Regions from separate parts of the Homo sapiens genome. Here region 1 is linked to region 2. Evidence: chromatin loops called from intact Hi-C (ENCODE). Cell type or tissue: Calu3. All regions are shown on one strand. Each heading gives the region's core, and the rest is flanking DNA. Links, peaks and the distances in the headings are about the cores only.

Region 1 (10,804 bases), core at 3,521-8,520, 230 kb after region 2:
CGATGCATTCCCCATAAGTAATGTTCACAGTAGCTTTATTTGTAATAGCCAGAAACTCGGAACAAGCCAAATGCCCTTTAATGGGCAAATAGGTAAAGTGGTACATCCATACAGTGAACTACTACTCAGGCAGAACAAGGAATATATTACTGATACATGTAACAACTTGAATTATGTTTTTTCTCATGTTTTCTCATGTTATTATGCTGAGTGAAAAAAGACAATTTGCTGTGTTGTTTCTCAAAATGTTCAATTTATATGACACTCTTGAAATGACAAAATTTTAATGATGAGAACAGATTAATGGTTGGCGGGGGCTAGGGATAGGGTATAATTATAAAGAGGTAGCAAAAGGAAGTTTCTTTGTGGCAGTGGACTAGTTCTGTGTCCTGATTGTGGTGGTGGTTACATGAATCTATACTATACAATCACCCCTCAAAGTAAACATATATAAAAACTGGTGAAATCCACCAGTTCTATAGTTCTGTAGTTTCATTAAGTTCATTCAGTTCCATAGTTTCTGTTCTTTCTTCCTTCCTGCCTTCCTCCCTTTCTCCCTTCCTCTCCTTCTCTCCTTCTCTCCTTCTCTCTTTCTCTCTTTCTTTCTTCACAGTTTCGCTCTTGTGGCCCAGGCTGGAGTGCAGTGGCATGATCTCGGCACACTGCAACCTCCACCTCCCAGGTTCAAGGATTCTCCTGCCTCAGCCTCCTGAGTAGCTGGGATTACAGGTGCCTGCCACCATGCCTGGCTAATTTTTGTATTTTTAGTAGAGACGGGTTTTCACCATGTTGGCCAGGCTAGTCTTGAACTCCTGACCGCAAGTGATCTGCCTGCCTTGGCCTCCCAAAGTGCTGGGATTACAGGCGTGAGCCACCCGCACCCGGCCAGTTCTGTAGTTTCATTAAGAGTATTGTGACAATGTCAGTTTACTGCTTTTGATTATATACTATGGTTATGTCAAAAGCTATCGTTACAGGAAAGCTGGGAACAGGTATATGGGATCTCTCTATAGTATTTTTGCAACTTCTTGTGAGTCTTAAATTATTCCAAAATAAAAAGTTAAATAAAAACTAATAAGAAATAATCAATGAGGTGGAAGAAGAGTCCAGAGGCCACAAGAAGAAAGTCTTTCACGTAGACTGAAATGACCACAGGATTTGGTTACGTGGAGGTTGTTAGGGACTTAGGACAAGAGCAGTTTTTGTGGAGATACAGGAACGAAAGCCTGACTGGAGGGTGTTCAAGAGAGACTGAAAGGAGAGGAGATGGGAACAATGAATATAGTGTGGAAAAGTTAAGGTTCATTTTGAAAAACAACAACAACAACAACAACAACAACAACAACAACAACAAAACAGGCTGGAGGTGGTGGCTCACGTCTGTAATCCCAGCACTTTGGGAGGCAGAGGTGGGTGGATCACTTGAAGTCAGGAGTTTGGGACCAGCCTGGCCAACATGGTGAAACTTTGCCTCTACTAAAACTACAAAAAGTAGCTGGGCATGGCGGTGCATGCCTGTAATCCCAGCTACTAGGGAGGCTGAGACAGGAGAATCACTTGAACCCGGGAGGTGGAAGTTGCAGTGAGCCGAGATTGTGCCACTGCACTCCAGACCGGCTGACAGAGCGAGATTCTGTCTCACAAAACAAACAAACAAACACCCTCAAAACCAAATAGAAGGTCAGTCATGGTGGCTCACGCCTGTAGTCCCAGAACTTCGGGAAGCTGAGGTAGGAGGATCTTTTGAGACCAGGACGTTGAGACCAGCCTGGGCATTATGGCGAAGCCCATCTCTTCCAAAAAAATACACAAATTAGCCAGGCGTGGTGACACATGCCTGTTGTCCCAGCTACTTGGGAGGCTGAGATGGGAGGAACACCTGAGCCAAGGACATCAAGGCTACAGTGAGCCATGTTTGCACCACTGCACTCCAGCCTGGGTGACAGAATGAGACCCTGTCTCAAAACAAACAAACAAACAACCTGAAAAAACAACAAAACACATTAATTTCTATCTCATAGATTTTTTTTCATGTTACATAAGCTACATGTTAAGTTGTAAATCACCATTAAATTATTTAACTTTGTAAGTAGGCTCTGGTGTTATAAAATACGTGATACTTTCCTGCCTTGTTTTGTACATCTGTTTTTAAAAATACAATTATGTCACTCTGAGGGCCTCTGAGGGATAAATTATACTACTTGTTAATAACCAGGGTAGCAAGAGACAGTGTTTGAAGATAAGATGGAAAAATAATGCAGCAGATTAATTAATAATGTGACACATCTGGATGTTTTCAACTCTCAGACTGCAGTAATGATCCTATCTCCTTGACTACCAGCAGTTCATGCTTGTTGTCAAAAACAAAAACAGTCTTGCAGAAGCTTAAAGTAGAAATAGTAAATAGAAAACTGCTTTCTCTCTGCAAAAAACAAACAGAAAACTCCACCAAAATGCTTTTCCTGTAATCCCAATAATACGATTTGTTATAAACAGATAAACAATGTAAGTTAAAGGCGAGGCCTTATGCTTGACAAAATTAAGAGATCTACGTAGCACTTTCAGAAGAAGACTTAACTGAGATTCCAACTATAGCATCTGTGTTGGAAGAAAAAAGTCAAGACCAAAAAAACATAATCAAAGAGTCAGAGGCCAGGTGCGTTGGCTCACGTCTGTAATCCCAGCACTTTGGGAGGCTGAGGTGGGCAGATCACTTGAAGTCAGGAGTTCAAGACCAGCCTGGCCACTGTTGTGGAACCCCATCTCTACTAAAAATACAAAAATTAGCCAGGTGTGGTGGCACACACCTGTAGTCCCAGCTACTCGGGAGGCTGAGGCAGGAGAATCGCTTGAACCTGGGAGGCGGAGATTGCAGTGAGCTGAGATCACACCACTGCACTCCAGCCTGAGTGACAGAGTGAGATTGTCTCAAAGAAATAATTTAAAAAATTAAAAAATTTTTAAAAGGCCGGGCACAGTGGCTCACGCCTGTAATCCCAGCACTTTGAGTGGCCGAGGTGGGTGGATTACCTGAGGTCGGGAGTTCGAGACCAGCCTGGCTAACATGGTGAAAACCCATCTCTACTAAAAATACAAAAATTAGCCAGGTGTGGTGGTGGGTGCCTGTAATCCCAGATACTGGGGAGGCTGAGGCAGGAGAATCACTTGAACCTGGGAGGCGGACGTTGCAGTGAGCCGAGATCGCACCACTGCACTCCAGCCTGGGAGACAGAGCGAGACTCCATCTCAAATAAAATAAAATATAAGAAAGAATCTGGTTCAACATGCCCTGTGATCCTATCTAATCAGGACTCTGAGACAACTTCACCACATTGTTGTAATGAGAGAACCTAATGAATACCTGAAGCTCTGTTCTTAAAGAATAAGAGATAATACCAGTGTACATACGTGTAGCAGTTCAGTTCATCAATATCGCATCACTAATAAGTTTGTTTGTTTACTCTCTTGCTGATTCATTCGTTCATTCATGTATTTAACAGTTATTTATTGAGTACACCTACTATGCTAGACCCTGAGAATATAAGAATGGACAAGGTATGGTCCCTGCTGTCCACACAGTGCTTGCAATCTAGAGGGGAAAACCAAACAAAACAAAAACAGACAATTACAAGATAATGTAGTAATTATTATTATTGCTAACCTTTATTGTGTTCCACCCATGTGCTAGGTGCTATCCTAAATATTTGTCATGCATTATCTTAGTGAATTCACGCAACACCCTTATGAGTTAAGTGCTATTATCATTCCTATGTCAAAGATGAGAATAATAAAACCAAGAGTGCTTTGGTAACTTAATCAAGGCCACGCAATTTGGACAACGCCAGGGATGTCTTATTCCAAAGTCAGAAGTCAACTATAACAGCATCTGAAGCCTAGGGACTCAGGTAAGTTTTCCTAGACTGGGTAGCTTTAGCAGGAGGTGAGTTTAGAGAGATGACCAGGGGTCACATCATCACAGGTCTTTCAAACCCTCTAAGGATGTATCCTGAAAGCAATGCAATAGCATTTGTTTTAGTTATTATAACCTTGTAACTGTCAGTTCCAAAATGTAGGGGCTTAAAACAAGTACCATTTAATTGCTCACAATTCTGTCAGTTGGGAATCTGAGGATGGCTTAGTAGGGGCAGCTTGATCCCTCTCCATGTGTTGTCAACTGGGGTGGCTCCACAAGCAGTGAAGGATCCTAGATTACCTCATTCACATGTCTAGGACCTTGGTGGAGGATTTTGGCTGGGTGGCTTGCTTCTCTTTCACATAGCTTCCAAAAGAGCAGAAACGGAAGCTGCAAGGTCTCTTAAGGCTTAGGCCTTGAGCTGAACTGGCATAGCACCCATTTCCATCACATTCTATTGGTCAAAGCAGGCTACAAGATCAGACATGATTCAAGGGGAAGAAAGAGGCTCCACCTCTTGATAGTAAGAGTGGCAAAGTCATGGTGAAAAAGGCATTCAGGATGGGAAGGAGTGTTGTGGCAATCTTTGGAAGCAATCTACTACATCACAATGTTTTAAGAAGGGGCACAGCACGCAGGAAGGAGTAAGAAGACTGCTGCAGTTACCTGGGGCAGCAAGGGGGTAGGCCTGAATCCCAACCTGATTGACAACCAGAATTATCTGAGGCACTTATTAAAAATACAGATTCCCAGGCCCTGCCACAGACCTACTGAATCTGAACCCCTAGAAGTGAAGCCTGAAAATATACATTTTTAATGCTCTTTCTTTCAACAGATATTTGTTGGACACCTACTCTGTGCTAGGCACTATTCTGTGCTCTGGGGATAAAAAGTAGTGAATGATATAGACAAGGTTCCTGTTTTCTCCTGGGGGCAGGGAGTGAGGTGGGGGAAACAGACAAAAAAAAATTGAACAACTAAATAAACAAATGAATATATTTTTGTACCAAGATTATCCTTTCTGAAAATAAACAAAATCGGTTACTGTAAAATCATGACAAATACTTGAGAAAACAGGTGGAGATGAAAAAAATGGACATGTATATAAAGGTTATTTATTATAGCATTGTGGTAATGGCATTAGATTTGCGAAAAGTAGTTTTATTGAAGTGTGATTTAGGTACAATAAACTGCACTCACCTAAAGTGTACAATTCAGTAATTATTTTTTGAGATGGAGTCTCGCTCTGTCACACAGGCTGGAGTGCAGTGGCGTGATCTCTGCTCACTGCAACCTCCACCTCCTGGATTCAAGCGATTCTCCTGCCTCAGTCTCCTGAGTAGCTGGGATTACAGGTGTGCACCACCACACCCAGCTAATTTTTTATATTTTTGGTAGAGATGGGGTTTCACCATGTTGACCAGGCTGGTCTCAAACTCCTGACTTCAAGAGATCCACCCTCCCAGCCCCCTGCGCTTGGCCTACCAAAGTGCTGGGATTACAGGCGTGAGCCACCACGCCTGGCCCAATTCAGCAAATTTTGACAGATGTCACATCCCCTTATTCCCATATCCAATCCCCAGAACAACCACTGATCTGCTTTCTGTCACTATAGATCATCTTGCAATATTTAGAATTTCATGCAAATGGAATCATACAGTACATAATAGCAAGAGATCTTTCCTCACCTAAATGAACAGCAATAGTGGTACTTTGTGGTACATCTATTCAATAAAGTATTATGCAGCTGGGGGAGGGGAAGCTTTTCATGTATTAACCTGAAATAATTTCCCAAAAATATTGTTCAGTGGAAAATGCATGGCACAGAACAGTGTGTAAAGTGTGGTGCCACTTATATACAAAGGGAAAAAAATATACCCATATATCTGCTTGTCTACACATAGACCATCTCTGATAAAAGCTGGCAACATAGGTTGCCTCATGGGAAGAAAACTGGGTGTCTGGGAGATGGGATGGGGAAATGACTTTTCACTATAAAATGTTTTGTTCTGGCCGGGTGCGGTGGTTCACACCTGTAATCCCAGCACTTTGGGAGGCTGAGGCGGTCGGATCACCTGAGCTCAGGAGTTCGAGACCAGCCTGGCCAACATGGCGAAACTCCGTCTCTACTAAAAATATAAAAATTAGCAGGGCATGGTGGCAGGCGCCTGTAATCCCAGCTACTCAAGAGGCTGAGGCACAAGAATCGCTTGAACCTAGGAGGCGGAGGTTGCAGTGAGCTCAGATCATGCCACTGCACTCCAGCCTGGGCAACGAGAGCAAAACTCTGTCTCAATAAATAAATAAATAAATAAAATGTTTTGTTCCTTTTGAATTTTGCACCGCACGAGTTTATCACTGTCTTAGTCTGTTTGTTCTGCTATAACAAAATAACCTAAGACTAGGTAATTTATAAAGAACAGAAATTTATTTCTTACACTTCTGGAGGCTGGGAAGTCCAAGATCAGGGTTCTGGCACTGATATCTGGTGAGGGCTGCTCTCTGCTTCCAAGACAACACCTGTTGCTGTGCCCTCACATGGTGGAACGTGGAAGGGCAAGAAAGAGCCCTTTCCCTTCAAACTTAAGCGCTTTTATCAGGGTGCTGATCCCATTCATAAGGGTGGAGCCCTCATGACACAATCACCTCTCAAAGGTCATACTTCTTAACACTATTGCATTGGGGATAAAGTTTTAACATGAATTTCCCAGGGGACACAAACATTCAAATCACAACAATCACCTATTCAAAGAACAACTAAAGGCTGGGCACGGTGGCTCATGCCTGTAATCCCAGCACTTTGGGAGACCCAGGTAGGTGAATCACGAGGTCAGGAGTTAGAGACCAGCCTGGCCAACATGGTGAAACCCCGTTTCTATTAAAAATACAAAAAATTAGCTGGGTGTGGTGGCAGGCACCTGTAATCCCAGCTACTCAGGAGGCTGAGGCAGGAGAATTGCTTGAAGCCAGGAGGGGGAGGTTGCAGTGAGCTGAGATCGAATACTGCACTCCAGCCTGGGCGACAGAGCAAGACTCCATCTCAAAAAAACAAAACAAGACAACAACAACAACAAAACAAAGAACGGCTAAAATTTTAAAAATTTAAATTATAATAAATAGAATGAGAAATTTCCCTAACCTTGGTAGATGACTTTATATATTATGTAATGTCAAATGGACTATAAACTTCAAATGTTCTAATTCAAATTCGATTAAAATTATAGTCAAAACCAGAAGCCACAACTAAACAAACTGATCTTGAAATGCATATGGAAAAGGTAGCCAGAGAAATCTGAAAAAACAGAAGAGCAATGATAGAGGAACCAGAATGATCAGATATTAAGACATATTATAAAGCCTTAAGAGTGTAACTAGGGCCAGGCACAGTGACTCATGCCTGTAATCCCAGAACTTTGGGAGGCTGAGACTGGAGGATTAAGTGAGCCATGATTGTGCTACTGCACTCCAGCTTAGGAGACAAGGTGAAACCCTGTCTCAAAAAAAAAAGAGAGTGAACTTCAATATAAAGAGATAGACCGAGGGAATAGAAGAGGAAACCCAGGAATGGAAATTGATACATAATAATTGAATCAGTAGGAAAAAAATGGACTCAGTGGAGTACCAAGCTAGGAAGAGGGACAGTGCGATGGCTCACCCTAAGTATAGAAGCATAGGGGTTCACCATTATGAAGAATTTGCAAACAATAATAAGGATGGATAAATCAGTCTTATTTTTATCATCATCAGGCATCAGTGATTCTGAAGAATGTCAATGATAAAATTCTCCTCCTACTCCAGCTGCTGAATGGACTGCTCCTACCCCCACCCCCACCTTCTTTGGAATGCTACTGAATGGAATATTTAATATAGTATGTTGGGACAAGTGGATAGCAACAAAGAAATAAATGAAAATGATTCAAATAGAGATTAAAGGCTTTATATAGCCAATGGGCATCTGGGAGCACCTCAAAAGTAGGTAACTTCCTGAGCCAAAGCAGAATTGGAGTTGTCATCAGTAGGGAGAAGAGAGGAGTAAATGACTTTGGTCTTGTCCCAGATGCAGTTTCTTTATCTGTAACCATTGCAAAACTTGCAGTTAGAATGAATGGAACAGGTTTGGTTTTTCAGCTCTTTCTTGGGATGGTTGGTGTAAGGTGCAATTTCACGTTGACAGCTGTGTGTATGCGTGTGTGTGTGTGTGTGTGTGTGTGTGTGAAAGAGAGAGAGAGACAAAGAGAGTGAGAAAGACAGAGATAGACATAGAGACAAAGAGGTGACGAGTTAAGAAAGGGGGGCAGGGAAAGAGAGAGTGGAAGTGAGGGAGTGAGTGAGGGAGGGAAAGGGGGAGAGAGAAAGAGAGAAAATTTACAATCAAACCAAGGAATAAATGTTCTCTACTTGACACCTCTTAGGCCAGTTTGGGTCATTGGTCATTACCTCTGGAGTCATAACAGTTCCCAGAGAGAAATGCTGGATTAATTGTTGTAAGCCTGGGATTTGGCTTCTCAGGTAGGGGCAATAGGATTACCATGACTAGCCTAGACTTCTCAGGACCTGCCCCTCAAGGTGAGCTGGTATCACCTTCACTAAATTATAAAGGCTGAACAAATGGAGGGAGAGATACTTAAATAAAATTGGGGTTTCTTCAACAAGCAGGATAAAGGATGGATGCTGGGTAGGTAACCAACAATGTCACCACATATACACTTATTCCAAAGTGAAGTGCACATGTAGAAATTTTATTTATTTATTTATTGAGATGGATTTTCTCTCTTGTTGCCCAGGCTGGAGTGCAATGGTGCAATCTCAGCTCACTGCAACCTCCGCCTCCTGGGTTCAAGCAATTATCCTGCCTCAGCCTCCCGAGTAGCTGGGATTACAGGCGTCTGCCACCACTCCTGGCTAATTTTTGTATTTTTAGTAGAGATGGGGTTTCTCCATGTCAGTCAGGCTGGTCTCGAGCTCCTGACCTCGGGTGATCCACCCGCCTTGGCCTCCAAAAGTGCTGAGATTACAGGCGTGAGCGACCGTGCCCAGCCAGAAATTTTATTATAGTGAACTTTTAAAGTACCTATAAAGGTATAGGTACTATACCTATACTATACTATACCTATAAAGGTATAGGTACTATAAAGTTTTGTAAGTAAACATGGGGGCCACAGAAGGCAAAACAGTACAGTGTTTGAGCATGAGCTGTGAGGTCAGATTACAGTGGCTTGAATCCCAGGAACTTGTGACCACAGCCAAGTTAAGATTCCTGAACTTCACTTTCCTCCTATGTAAAATGGGGATAATGGCTGGGAGCAGTGCAAAGGACATGAACAAGCAATTCCCAGTCATGGAAATGCAAAAGAGCTACTAAATATTTAAAATAATTTAGGCTGGGCATGATGGCTCATGCCTGGCACTTTGGGAGGCAGAGACAGAGGATGCTTGAGCTCAGGAATGCAAGACCAGTCTGGGCAACATAGCAAGACCCCATCTCTACAAAAGAATTTAAAAATTAGCTGGACATGGTGGCGTGTGCCTGTGGTCCCAGGTACTTGGGAGACTGAGATGCGAGGATCACTTGAGCCTGGGAAGTCGAGGCTGCAGTGAGCTCTGATTGCACTCCAGCCTGGGCAACAGAGTGAGACCCTGTCTCAAAAGTAAAATAAAATAAGGATGGTGCTGCTGATGATAGTATGGTGCTTTCATAGAATTGTTGTGAGGATTAAAAGAAACAATGTATGCTAAATCAGAGTAGTTAGTAAGTGCTCAAAATCACTATTAAATAATTGACCAAAGATTAAAATGTTTTGTAATACTGAATTTGATTAACAATTGCTCTTATTTTATTAGGATTTGACAGAATTTCTTGAGATGTTTTACACGACTCAGCCTATTAGCATCTGTTTTCCCCCTGGTAGGATTGACATGTGTTAACATACCCATCGCTAGATTCCTATGGCAAGAACAAGAAGTTCACCTGACGAAGCATGGGCTGATCTACCTGGCCCCTCCACCTGAAAGAACCAAATCTATGATGACATTTATTTTATTTTATTTTATTTTATTTTATTTTATTTTATTTTATTTATTTTGAGACGGAGTTTTGCTCTTGTTGCCCAGGTGGGAGTGCAATGGCATGATCTTGGCTCACCACAACCTCCAACTCTGGGGTTCAAGTGATTCTCCTGCCTCAGCTTCCCGAATAGGTGTGACTACAGGCATGTGCCACTACACCTGGCTAATTTTCTGTATTTTTAGTAGAGATGGGGTTTCTCCATGTTGGTCAGGCTGGTCTCGAACTCCCAACCTCCGGCGATCCACCTGCCTCAGCCTCCCAAATTGCTGGGATTACAGGCATGAGCCACTGTGCCTGGCCTTATTTATTTCTTTTTGAGACAGAGTCTCACTCTGTTACCCAGAATAGAGTGCAGTGGTGCGATCTTGGCTCACTGCAGCCTCTGCCTCCTGGGTTCAAGCAATTCTCGAGGCCCAGCCTCCTGAGTAGCTGGGATTACAGGTGTGCACCACCACACCAGCCAATTTTTTTGTTGTTGTATTTTTAATAAAGATGGAGTTTCACCATGTTGGCCAGGCTGGTCTCAAACTCCTGACCTCAAATAATCTGCATGCTTTGGCCTCCCAAAGTGCTGGGATTACAGGCATGAGACATCATGCTGGCTTATGATGACATTTTCAAGGTAGCATTTATTAAAGACCTTCTCCCTTTCCCACCTTTCAAGGCAATGTCTGTAAGTTGACTCCTCGCTCATAATTTTGATGTGATTCAGAGTCTCTGTAAAGCTCTAAGGCTTCAGGCAATAGAAGTTTTATGTAATTTTTTTTTCTTTTTTTTTTTTTTTGAGACAGAGTCTCACTCTGTCACCCAGGCTGGAGTGCAGT
Region 2 (10,804 bases), core at 3,383-8,382:
CAAGCAACTGCTGGTAAAAAGTATTTTCATTCCCCCCACCCCGCCAAATATATACATGAGTTTCTAAGAGAGATACAGCTTTAAAAGGTGAAGAACTGTCAAATAAGGATGCCAAACTAGTACTGGTTCTGCCCACATCAGGAAACTAACAGATCTTGAGTAGTCCAGAAGGCACTGGAAACCAAGAACTAGAAATCATAAGAGAATGTCAATAACTGAGAAAGTCTATTTTGTTTTTAAAGAGCTCTTCCTGAGTCATGTTCTGGACTTTTATAAGCTGAGAGAGCCTACTCTATTAGCTGAGGGATTTGCTGTTGGAAAACAGTCATTCTCAAGCCAGAAACCTGAGTTTATTTTATGTCTAGATGTTCTTAGTGAGAAAAAGAAACTACTATTCAAATATTTTTTTAAAATACTGATGTCTATAGCCATAGGAATACAAAAGTATATATATGGGACTTTTAGTGTAACTCTGAGCTTCTTTATTAGACAATAACTCCCCTGGAACCAATATTAACAAGATTAAAAACAAGAAAATCTTAAAGGAGAATGAGTTACTGATATAATGTCAGCTCCCCATTAACTAGATTCTGCAGTCTCTCTTGTCATGCAGTTAAACTGCCTAACAAATTTGCTGGTTTGGATAGTGGCTGGGGAGAGAGGGCATGAGTGGGATATCCACACAGCTAAAGAAAAAAAAAGGCAGCCATAAGAAGAAATGTCTTCAAGCCCCATTTTAATTAAGTTAGTGTACATGTAGCCACTCAGGAAATACCAGCAACTGAAGGACCAGGCTAGATAATGATAAAAAATTGAATTTTGAGTAAAGAAGGTCTTTGGCAGGTGTTGAGTGTAAGCCCTAAAAAGAGCTTCAAAAAGTAAAGGGCATCGGCCGGGCGCAGTGGCTCACGCCTGTAATCCCAGCACTTTGGGAGGCCTAGACAGGTGGATCACGTGAGGTCAGGAGATCGAGACCATGCTGGCTAACACGGTGAAACCCCGTCTCTACTAAAAATACCAAAAAAAAAAAAAAAAAATTAGCCAGGCATGGTGGCGGGCACCTGTAGTCCCAGCTACTCGGGAGGCTGAGGCAGAAGAATGGCGTGAACCTGAGAGGTGAAGTTTGCAGTGAGCCGAGATAGCGCCACTGCACTCCAGCCTGGGTGACAGAGCGAGACTCTGTCTCAAAAATAAAATAAAATAAATAAAAATAAAAAAGTAAAGGGCATCATCACAGTAGACAAAGAGTTACTGCTCACTTTATTTGTAATAGCCTAAACCTGTAAACAACCCAAATGCCCATCAAAGGAAAATGAATAAATCAGAGTATATCCATACAATGGAATATTAGCAATAGAAAGGAATAAACTATTGATATACACCACAACATGGAGTGTTAGCCAGACCGAAAAAAATACATACTGTATGAAGTTTAAAACCAGATAAAATTAATCTATCATGATCAAGACAAAAATGGTGGTTATTCTTGGGGGATAGAGACTGGAAAGTGGGTATAGAGGATCTTTCTGGGGTGCTTTATGTCTATTTTTAGGGTATTTCATGTCTTGGTCTGAGTTGTGGTTACAGATACAAACGTGTAAAATATCACAAAACTCTACACTTAAAATTTGGCATCTAAATATAAGTTTTACCTTAAAAAATTCTGCTGCTCACACCCTGGTCTTTTGTGTCTCTCCTCTCATACAAATTTATCAATTTATACATGATATACCCAAATATCATGTATATATTTGGGTATTATCCCAAATATCGTGTATATATTCGGGTATTATCCCAAATACCACTGGGAATACCACCTATATATTAATCACCATGGGCTTACATGCAAGTGTGCATCCAATAAGGATCTGAGGTAGCTCAAGTGGAAGTACTATTACTTCAGAAACATGGGCAAGCATGAAGCATTTCCATACTGAGCCTGAGTCAGTCTGAATGCTGTGGGGAACAGGGACACCCTGGAGCAAATGGTCTCACGGGCCTGGATGAATTCTTACCTCTGGGATCCACAGGGCACAGCTGACATGAGCCCATTTAGTCCCTGTCTTGGTGGTCTTCAGGGCTCCACCTTTCTTTGGACATAACACACATTGCGGATAAATGCCCAGGACACAGGAGCGACACAGCCAGCTGCCTTCTGGGACCTTGAGGATGCCATAGCAGGCCTGGAGGTATGAGGAGGAGAGGGGAGAATGGTCAGCACCTTCTCACCAGGGTTGGTATCTGTTCTGATACACAGTCACAGAGTATCCTCTGCTTTTGGGAGAAAGGCAAATAAAGCCGAACAAGCTTATATCCAGTATCGAGTGATTTAAAAATACTCAAAAAAGCAACTTCCAGCATCTCTCCTAAGATCAGCATGTCTGTCCATGAGAACTGACTTTAAGGATGATAGAACAAGACGAGGAGATACAGCCAACCGTTAACCCAACTGTTATCTGAGTGTTGTGATTACAGCATTTTTTGGTCTGTTTTCTAAAGCTTCTTCAATGACTATGTATTATAATTAGTCAAACACTTATTGAACATTTCCTAAAAGTCATACACTGTTGTGATCAAGAAAAAAGTTTTAGAAAATAAAGAGAATGAAACTTCTGAGGAGCAAATGAACTGACGTTTATAAAAAGCCTATTAACGCCTGGTGCATAAAAAGTACTCAGTAAATCGTAGCAATTGCTTGCTTGGGTTGAAGAAACAGGGACTTGTGAATGAATCTTGAATAGAATATTACACTAATCACAATAATTCATAATGAGTTCTGGAAGGTGCTTCAAATCCTTTATGGAATGAAGTTGGACAAATAATTACTGTGAGAAACTGGAGATTAGTTTGGGAAACATTCTAGACTCCCTTTTTGCTATCCCCAATTTTGCCCATCATTTCCTCCTTACTGCTCTACTCTATTAGAGACTAACTGATTCAATATGGCAGCTTCAAAATTTCTGTCTGCCTCAGGAGATTCACCCTCAACTCAGATTCAAGTTATAACAGTTACCATAATATCGGTCCCCCCACAACCTGGTCCTTTTCCAAGCTCCTTCTTTCCGTGTCACCACCATACTTCCTATCTTCCAGATCCAAATTCCTAGACTTGTATTACTCACTTTCTTTCATCTGCTGACCTGGTACTTGCTATTCTCCCTACAGTGGCCCCAAGACTCTGACGTTCCTCTCCGTCCTCACCACTTGCTCTATCCAAGTTCTCATTATGCCATGCCTGGATTGATTAATTTCTACATTTTCTTTTTCCCCCTGCACGCCTTCAACCCTTCTTCTACTTGACTGCCAGATTCTCCTCACTAAAAGAATTCATACCATTGTACAGTGGCAAGCCCTTTAGATATTCCTTCTGCTCTTACCTGCTCCCCACTATCCAAACTAGGGGTTGGCTATTTTCCAAGGTCTGTTTTATAAAGCCAACAAGCTAAGAATGGTTTTCACATTTTTAAAGGGTTGTAAAGAGAAGAAGAAGAACATGTAACAGAGACTGTATGTGGCTATAAAGACTGAAATATTTACAGCGGATCCTTAAAGAAAAAGTTTGCCGGTTCCTTATCTAAAGCCTGTTGTTCCTTGTACTTCACTATCTGATCTCATGCCCCACTATACCCAAACACAGGGCTTCTGACTTGGACAGGCAGGCCTCCTGGTTTTCTCCATAACTGGTCATTCTTATTTTCACATCCATGTGTCTAAGCAGCTTCCCTGCTCTACATGGTCAACTGTTGTTTGCATAGTTGGACCTTTCTCACCCTTCCAGACCCGGTTCAAACTCCAGGCCCCTCCAAAAATCCTGCTCAGGTCACTGTAGCCCCTTGCGTTTGTCCCACTGCCTGACTCCCATCCTCCACTCCATGCAATTTCCCTCACCAAGTACATAGTCAGCATCATGTGTTCTTTAATTTTATTATTATTTTTTTTGAGACAGGGTCTTGCTCTGTCACCCAGGCTGGAATGCTGTGGCATGATCTTGGCTCACTGTAGCCTCAACCTCCTGGGCTCAAGCAATCGTCCTACCTTAGCCTCCCGAGTACCTAGGAGCACAGGCATGTGCCACTCTGCCCAGCTAATTTTTGTAGAGACGAGGTTTTGCAATACTGCCCAGGCTACTCTCAAAATCCTGGGCTCAAGTGATCCACACTTTGGTCTCCCAAAGTGCTGGAATTACAGGTGTGAGTCACAGCACCCGGCCAGCATCATGTATTCTTTTTCTCTACATTTGCTGTTGTGTTTCTTCTCCTCAGTGACATTTTTAGTATTTTTTTTTCTTTTAATTAACCCTGGCCTACAGAACTCAATGAGATTTTAAAGTCACTAGAGGTAGAGCTGTTATCATCAATTTACCTGGAATGCCCCCTATGCTGAGCTTGAGTAGGTGGTTGGATAAAACAAATGTATTTAGCTCAAGAACTGAAGCTGGACTCTAGGTAGGCTCCTCTCACAAGAGCAAGGCATCATTTTATAAGGTTTCTAACCTTTAAAGCTCTTTGTCTGAGGCCCAGAATGTTTGCTAGGAAATGAAAGCAAGCTTCCTCCCTAAAATAGAGTCTCTTTCAGACTGGCAGAAGAGAGGTCAGGTCAGTGACTGGCTCTTGGAATATCCTTTAGCTCCTGGCCAGTCTATAGGGCAGAACATCATTTACTGAGCCCTTTTGTGGACTTACTCACAGTCATAAGATCATAGATACATGTAAAAGGATTTAGAATGGCCCTAACTTTCACATTTTTTTTTTTTTGAGATGGAGTCTCACTCTGTCGCCCAGGCTGGAGTGCAGTGGCGCAATCTTGGCTCACTGCAATGTCCACCTCCTGGGTTCAAGCAATTCTTCTGCCTCAGCCTCCCGAGCAGCTGGGACTACAGGTGCATGCCACCACACCCAGCTCATTTTTGTATTTTTAATAGAGACGGGGTTTCACCATATTGGCCAGGCTGGTATTGAACTCCTGACCTCGTGATCCACCCGCCTCGGCCTCCCAAAGTGCTGGGATTACAGGCGTGAGCCACCATGCCCGGCCCAACTTTCACATTTTTTAAAGAAAAAATGTTAAATTCATTGTTAAAATCTAAAGGCTACTTATGTACACATCTCTTCTAAAGTACACATAAGTGTATTTTTTGTCACTGAGGAACAAACACTGAAATGTAATATGGTGTCACTAAAGAAGAAAAATCATGTTTAATAAATTCAGATGTCAACATGTCCCCATTCTGTTAGGGAGTAAACCAAATCTTCCAAGGTATTTTAAGTCACTTTTCAGCCAACAGAGGGAGCTCTAAGCCAAGTATCTCTTTAGAATCCAAGTAAATATACTCACTTTGGAAGAATCTCTTATGTGAAACTTTATAGGGTACCAATGTCCCAGCTTTAATACATACCAGTTTACATACTGCAAGGTCTGGTCAGTTATTGCCATCTCATCTCTTTCTATGTGAGAAAGGGGTATCATTTATATTCATTACCGGAATCGTTTTTAAGACTAATAAATAGCATTGGAGATAATTATGCTACATTTGAGTTTGTTAAAGAACCTGAGAATACTTACTATTTTGTCCCAACTGTAAAGGACAAACATAGGAAATATATACAGATGACCTTTATGCTATTCCTTTTAAGCCTACTACAGATCCACAATCATTTATCTGAAACCTCTAGGGTAAGAAAAATTAGGAAATTCAGAATTGCTCAGATCTTAGGAAAGTATATATATATATATAGTATATGACCTAAGCCCCCAGTGGGACCAGGGGCAATACCATATAACCAAACACATTAATAGTTCTCTAACAAAATATATGAGTATTTAAACAAAATGGATAAGGACTACAAATGGCCTCATACTGGGTGGGTTGTGGTATTGTCCTCAAATCAGTTCTGGTGTGAAACTTCAGCAAAAACATGCGTTTTTCAGAACTTTATAATTTTGGAATTGCAGAGAAAGGACTCTGGGCTTGTATTGTGAGATATAATACTTAAGTTCATAGTTAAATGGTAAAGATTTTCTGCTCTCACTTAAAGTCTGATATAAATGCCAATAATTGGTAAAGTGAAGACAAATTTTCAAAATTCACTTTGTTAAAGGTAAATGAAGAAAAAGACCCAATTGGTCACAGAATAATTCTGAGTACCTTTTACATACAGGGTGGTTAGGTTAAGAGGCCCAGGGAATTAAAATAATCTTAAGCCCTGGTTTCTATCTGCTATGTTATCTATTCTAATTACTTTAGTCATTTTGTAGCCAGAATGATCTTTCTAAAATACATATCATATCCTCCAGGGTTGACAGGACAGAACTGAAGTTCCTTAGTTTGTCAGACGGTCCTTTACACACGTCTCTTGTATCCCTCTCTACCCTCACTTTCCATGCCTTCCCTACTCTACTCTGCCACTTTACAGTTTCTGAAGGCTTCAGTTGCCTCTGACATATTTTGCCTGCTTTCACTACCCTGTCTGAACATTTCTCCTCTCTGCCTGAACACACATTGCTGGTTTACTTGACATCTCCTTTTGGACATTAAGATTTAGCTTGGGTGCTACCTCCTGGAAGTTGTCCCTGACCCTCGTTTCTCACAGATGCATTTCCACAGCAGCTTGGACTTATATCTATAAAAACACTTGGCATATGATGCTAAATTGGCAGTTTCCTTATATTTCTTTCACCAGACTATGATCTCCCTGGGGGCACAGACCATGTCTGCCTCTTCATCACTGACTGTGTCCTCAGCATGCATCACAATCCTGGCCCACGGAGTACTGTACCTATTTGCTAGACAAATTAACAAAATGAATGAAATATACAACAGGTTCAGAAGAATGAAAAATCACTTAGGGTAAGGGAGTTCAAGAAAGGATTTGAACTAGACCTTGAAAAATATATAGATTTTTGATAGCTGGGACATAGGAGGAGGCATTTACAAATTGGAGTGTGGCTGAAACATGGGAGATAGGACAGTGTCAGGAATATTCATCACTGCACCTTGAGTAACCTTATTTTGTTGGAACACAGTGCTTGTGGGGGAAAAAATGGAAAGAGCTGAAAGGAGGGTTGATATCATAATCATCATTATTAATTAAAAAGGCAGTATAGTAGAAAGAATGACAAATAACCAGCTTGGGTAAAGTCACTTCACCTCTCCCGGTATTTGTGTAAAATTGAGGAGTTAGACAGTCTTTTGCAGTCCTAAAATTCTGTGATCTTTAAAAGTGGGGTGGACATTCTTAGGAGTGGCATGTTTAGGGGATGGGGGAGGGTTACAAGTGCCAGGATAAGGAGTCTGGACTTCTATTTGTAGGAAGTGTAAACTCACCAAGGTTACTGACCATGGGTGTAACCTCATGAGGCCATGGAGATTTGAAGGAAGAGGAGAGACCTCAGACAGGCAGCAATGAGATCCCCCTGGGGCAGGGGCCTAGGGGCAAGCTGAACAAGGCAATCCCAATGGTCTGGGCATAAAGTGACACAATAAAGACCTGGGTTTAGCCCCATGGGGTAAAGTTAGTCAGCAAGTCATCTTGGGGGTCATAAGAAGCATTGTTTCTAGAGGAAATACTGAAGAACAACCAGGCCAAATCTTTATTTTCACCCTTAAATGCAAGCTGCTACCCAGATATGCGTGCTGGAGATCATCACTGAGCTTCAGAAAGGCTGACCGTAGGGAGATGACGGTCTCCACTCTCACTAACCTGATGCACACAGACGTTACACTTATCACAGAACACCATATCATTCCCTTCTTCACTGTCTGGAGACCGGCACACATCACAGATCACATCTTCATCATACTCTATGCCTAGCCCTTCCTCTGTCTCAATAGCATGGTTCATATTTTCATGGCAATGGCGTTCCAGGACTTCTACTGTCTTTTCCATAAGATTCTCATCAACTGGCCCACAACCTGCACAGAAATACAAACAATCAATCAACCCATCAGTCAGCTGTCATTCCCAAAACACCTACTGTGAGCCCAGTGCAGGAGTGGGTAGGATTCTAAAGGATAAAAACATCTCTTTCCTGCTCTAAAACAACCAGATTTCAAAAAATCTTTTGCTAGTGCTACTCTAACATTTACCTATAATCATATATTAGTGTTTGACACATGAAAGGAGATGTATATTTCACCATGTTCCTTAGAAGATATATTACTGACCCTTTCGATTTCTTGTCCAAATCCTTGCCAGTCTCCTCTTAAATCTCTATATTTTCTCTTATTCTCACTGTAGGAGGACTTTCACCAAGCTTTATAATTCTGGACACGATAATTTGTAGCATAGTAATTAAAATCACATAACTATTTGGATATAATAATTCATTCTTAGCAAGTTAGCTTCAATGAGCATATCTAATGATTATACAAGGAAATTTTCATATAAAAATGTATGAAGCCCATAAAAGAAAATTCTAGGTCCCATGTGTAGGTGATTACACATATAAAATATTTTGTTTTTCAAATATGACTTTTAAAAAATCTAATAATATTTTTCAATGGCAAACTATAACAACATATAAACCTGTTAATATTCACAAAGGTCTAACTTCAATTCTGGAATTACCTTCTTTGCTTCCTGATTCCTTTTCTCAGCTATAACTTTATCTTAGCCTTCCACACTTATTAATCAAATTTTGTGACAGCACTTATGTATTTATTCTAACAACTTGTAAACTCCGGAATAATCCTCAAGATGATCCAAAACAAATGTACCCAAGTATTCCACTTCATTTGTAATATAAGATGTCCTAAGAAACTTTAGAATTCCACATAAACTACCATTTTAAGGTGTGGCTACTTATGAAACCAAAAACTGCCCAGGCCTTATGTTTCATTTTTCCAGCCAAGACAAGTTACACATTTTTTTTTTGGAGTAAAGGAATATAGTGTCTGGTTACAAGAAAACTTGGATTAAAATTCCAACCTTACCTCATATTAGCTATGTAAACTTTGACACGTTATTTATCCTCTTTAGGGCTTAGTGTTCTTATCTATGAAATTAGTATAATAATAAGAAACCCACTGATTTGTTGTGAAGCTGAGATGAAGTAATATTGGTACATTGCTTAGTATGGTGCTTAATATGTAGTCAGCACTCAACTTAAAAAGTTCTTAATTCATAATACGCTTAATATTGTTTTTAAAAAGTTTACTTTAAGCTCTTAGACACCTCACTGCAATATCATTCACCCTAAAGAAAAGCTTGAGATACTGCAATCCTCTTTTAAAATTCTTACAAGCCTAAATGCAATGTGGTATACTTGATGGGATCCTGGAACAGAAAAAGGTTGTAAGTGGAAAAAAAAACCTTGAAATCCCAATAAAGTCTGAAGTTAACAGTAATGTACCAGTATTGGTTTTGTAGTTTTGACATATGTACCATGGTAAAGTAAGATGTTAACATTAGGGGAACTGAAACTGTGAGGTGTATATGAGAACTCCCTGTACTAACTGCAACTTTTCTGTAAATCAAACTATTCCAAAATAAAAAGTTTATTTAAAAAACTCACCCAAGGAGAATTAATTACAAAATACCAAAGGAACCTCATAATAAGGTAGTTTCATGCCAAAGGCAGCCTTGCAATGATTGTGATAGCTATGGATATTATATGCATTATGAACACAAGCGCACATTGAGCCATGAATCCATTTGATTATGTCCTCATATTCTGATTTTACTTCTCTGTCAGTCTTTCATTCCCTTCTCTTTGTGGTTGCCACCCTAAATTTACCACTCCCCTCTCCTCTTAGGGGGCAGAGCAAGAAAAGACATAAAACAAAAAGCTTTAAAAATCAAGGAATAAGGATTGGTTACTGGCAGAGTAACTATCATTCCCATGCCAAACTGCTTTAATATAATTTCAGTTTTTTATTCATGTGCATTCAGATACTAGCCTCAAAAGAAAGAAAGGAAAAAGGGAGGGCGGGAAGAAAAGAAAAACCACTGATCCTTATACTAACAATGAACAAATGTGATTCAAACAAAAATGAAATAAAATGTGATTCAAACAAAAATGAGATCAAATGTATCCTTCACCATATCTTATACGGAGTCTTAAAAACTACCCACAGATCTACAGGAAAACTTGGACGTGAACACTGCTTAGACTGAAAACAGATGAACAAGAACTGTGTGTAAGTATAAAATGAGTTATCTTTCAGCCTAGCATTTCTCAGTATTGTTGGTATGGTATTGTATGGCACACATTTACTTTAAAATTATTAATTATGTTTACTTCCATATGTAAACATAAATTTATTTGCTTGTTTTTGTTTCATTTTATCTTTTGAATATTGTATGACAACTCTAGAACTCCGTGGAAGTAGCTAAGAACTGCTTTGTGAATGTTTTGCTCTAGGCCTGCAACTTTTCTTCCAGGTAGCAAGTCCTGCATTAAGGGGTACTGTCACAGCAATCTGTCAGTTGCAGTGGTGCTGCTCAATACTGAAGTTGGAGATTCTCTCCAAGCCCCTGCCAGAGGGGCCTCTACCTCTGGCCCTGCTCACTGATCACACTGCTTTTCAGGCCAGGAACCTGCCTCAGAATTCTCAACCAGAAGTCCAATCAGCTATGGCCAATCAGCTATGGCCATTCTCAAACTTCCTGAATTGGGAAACAACTTCATGAGACCTATATGCTATCCTTGATCTGTGCCATTAACTATGAATGAGGAAAGAAAAGGTCATATTTAAATATTATTGCTTTATTTCTATGTATGCATTTGAAGAAATATCTCACTGAAATAAGATAAAATCAATGAGAAAAATAAATGAAAAGGCCAGAAAAGAAAGGAGGCAACA

The links. Peaks named below come from ENCODE experiments on the same cell type or tissue, not always from the same donor. Only the 100,000 strongest peaks of a DNase experiment are listed, where the experiment ranks them.
Region 1: a loop joins it to region 2, with 4 times the contacts of the local background. A loop is called at or near these places in 9 of 110 quality-filtered maps.

What each region holds. Positions count from the first base shown.
Region 1 is chrX:46,799,035-46,809,838 of GRCh38, reverse strand. No RefSeq gene overlaps it. Among named protein-coding and RNA genes, the nearest start is that of RP2, 33 kb to the left of the region's middle. In Calu3, for the core only: no CTCF peak of the experiment used is centred there; a DNase peak (open chromatin) is centred at 6,438.
Region 2 is chrX:47,025,000-47,035,803 of GRCh38, reverse strand. JADE3 (jade family PHD finger 3) reads right to left here. Exons shown (of 11, transcript NM_014735.5): 6 at 7,701-7,912; 7 at 2,016-2,183. Among named protein-coding and RNA genes, the nearest start is that of RGN, 48 kb to the left of the region's middle. In Calu3, for the core only: no CTCF peak of the experiment used is centred there; a DNase peak (open chromatin) is centred at 5,303.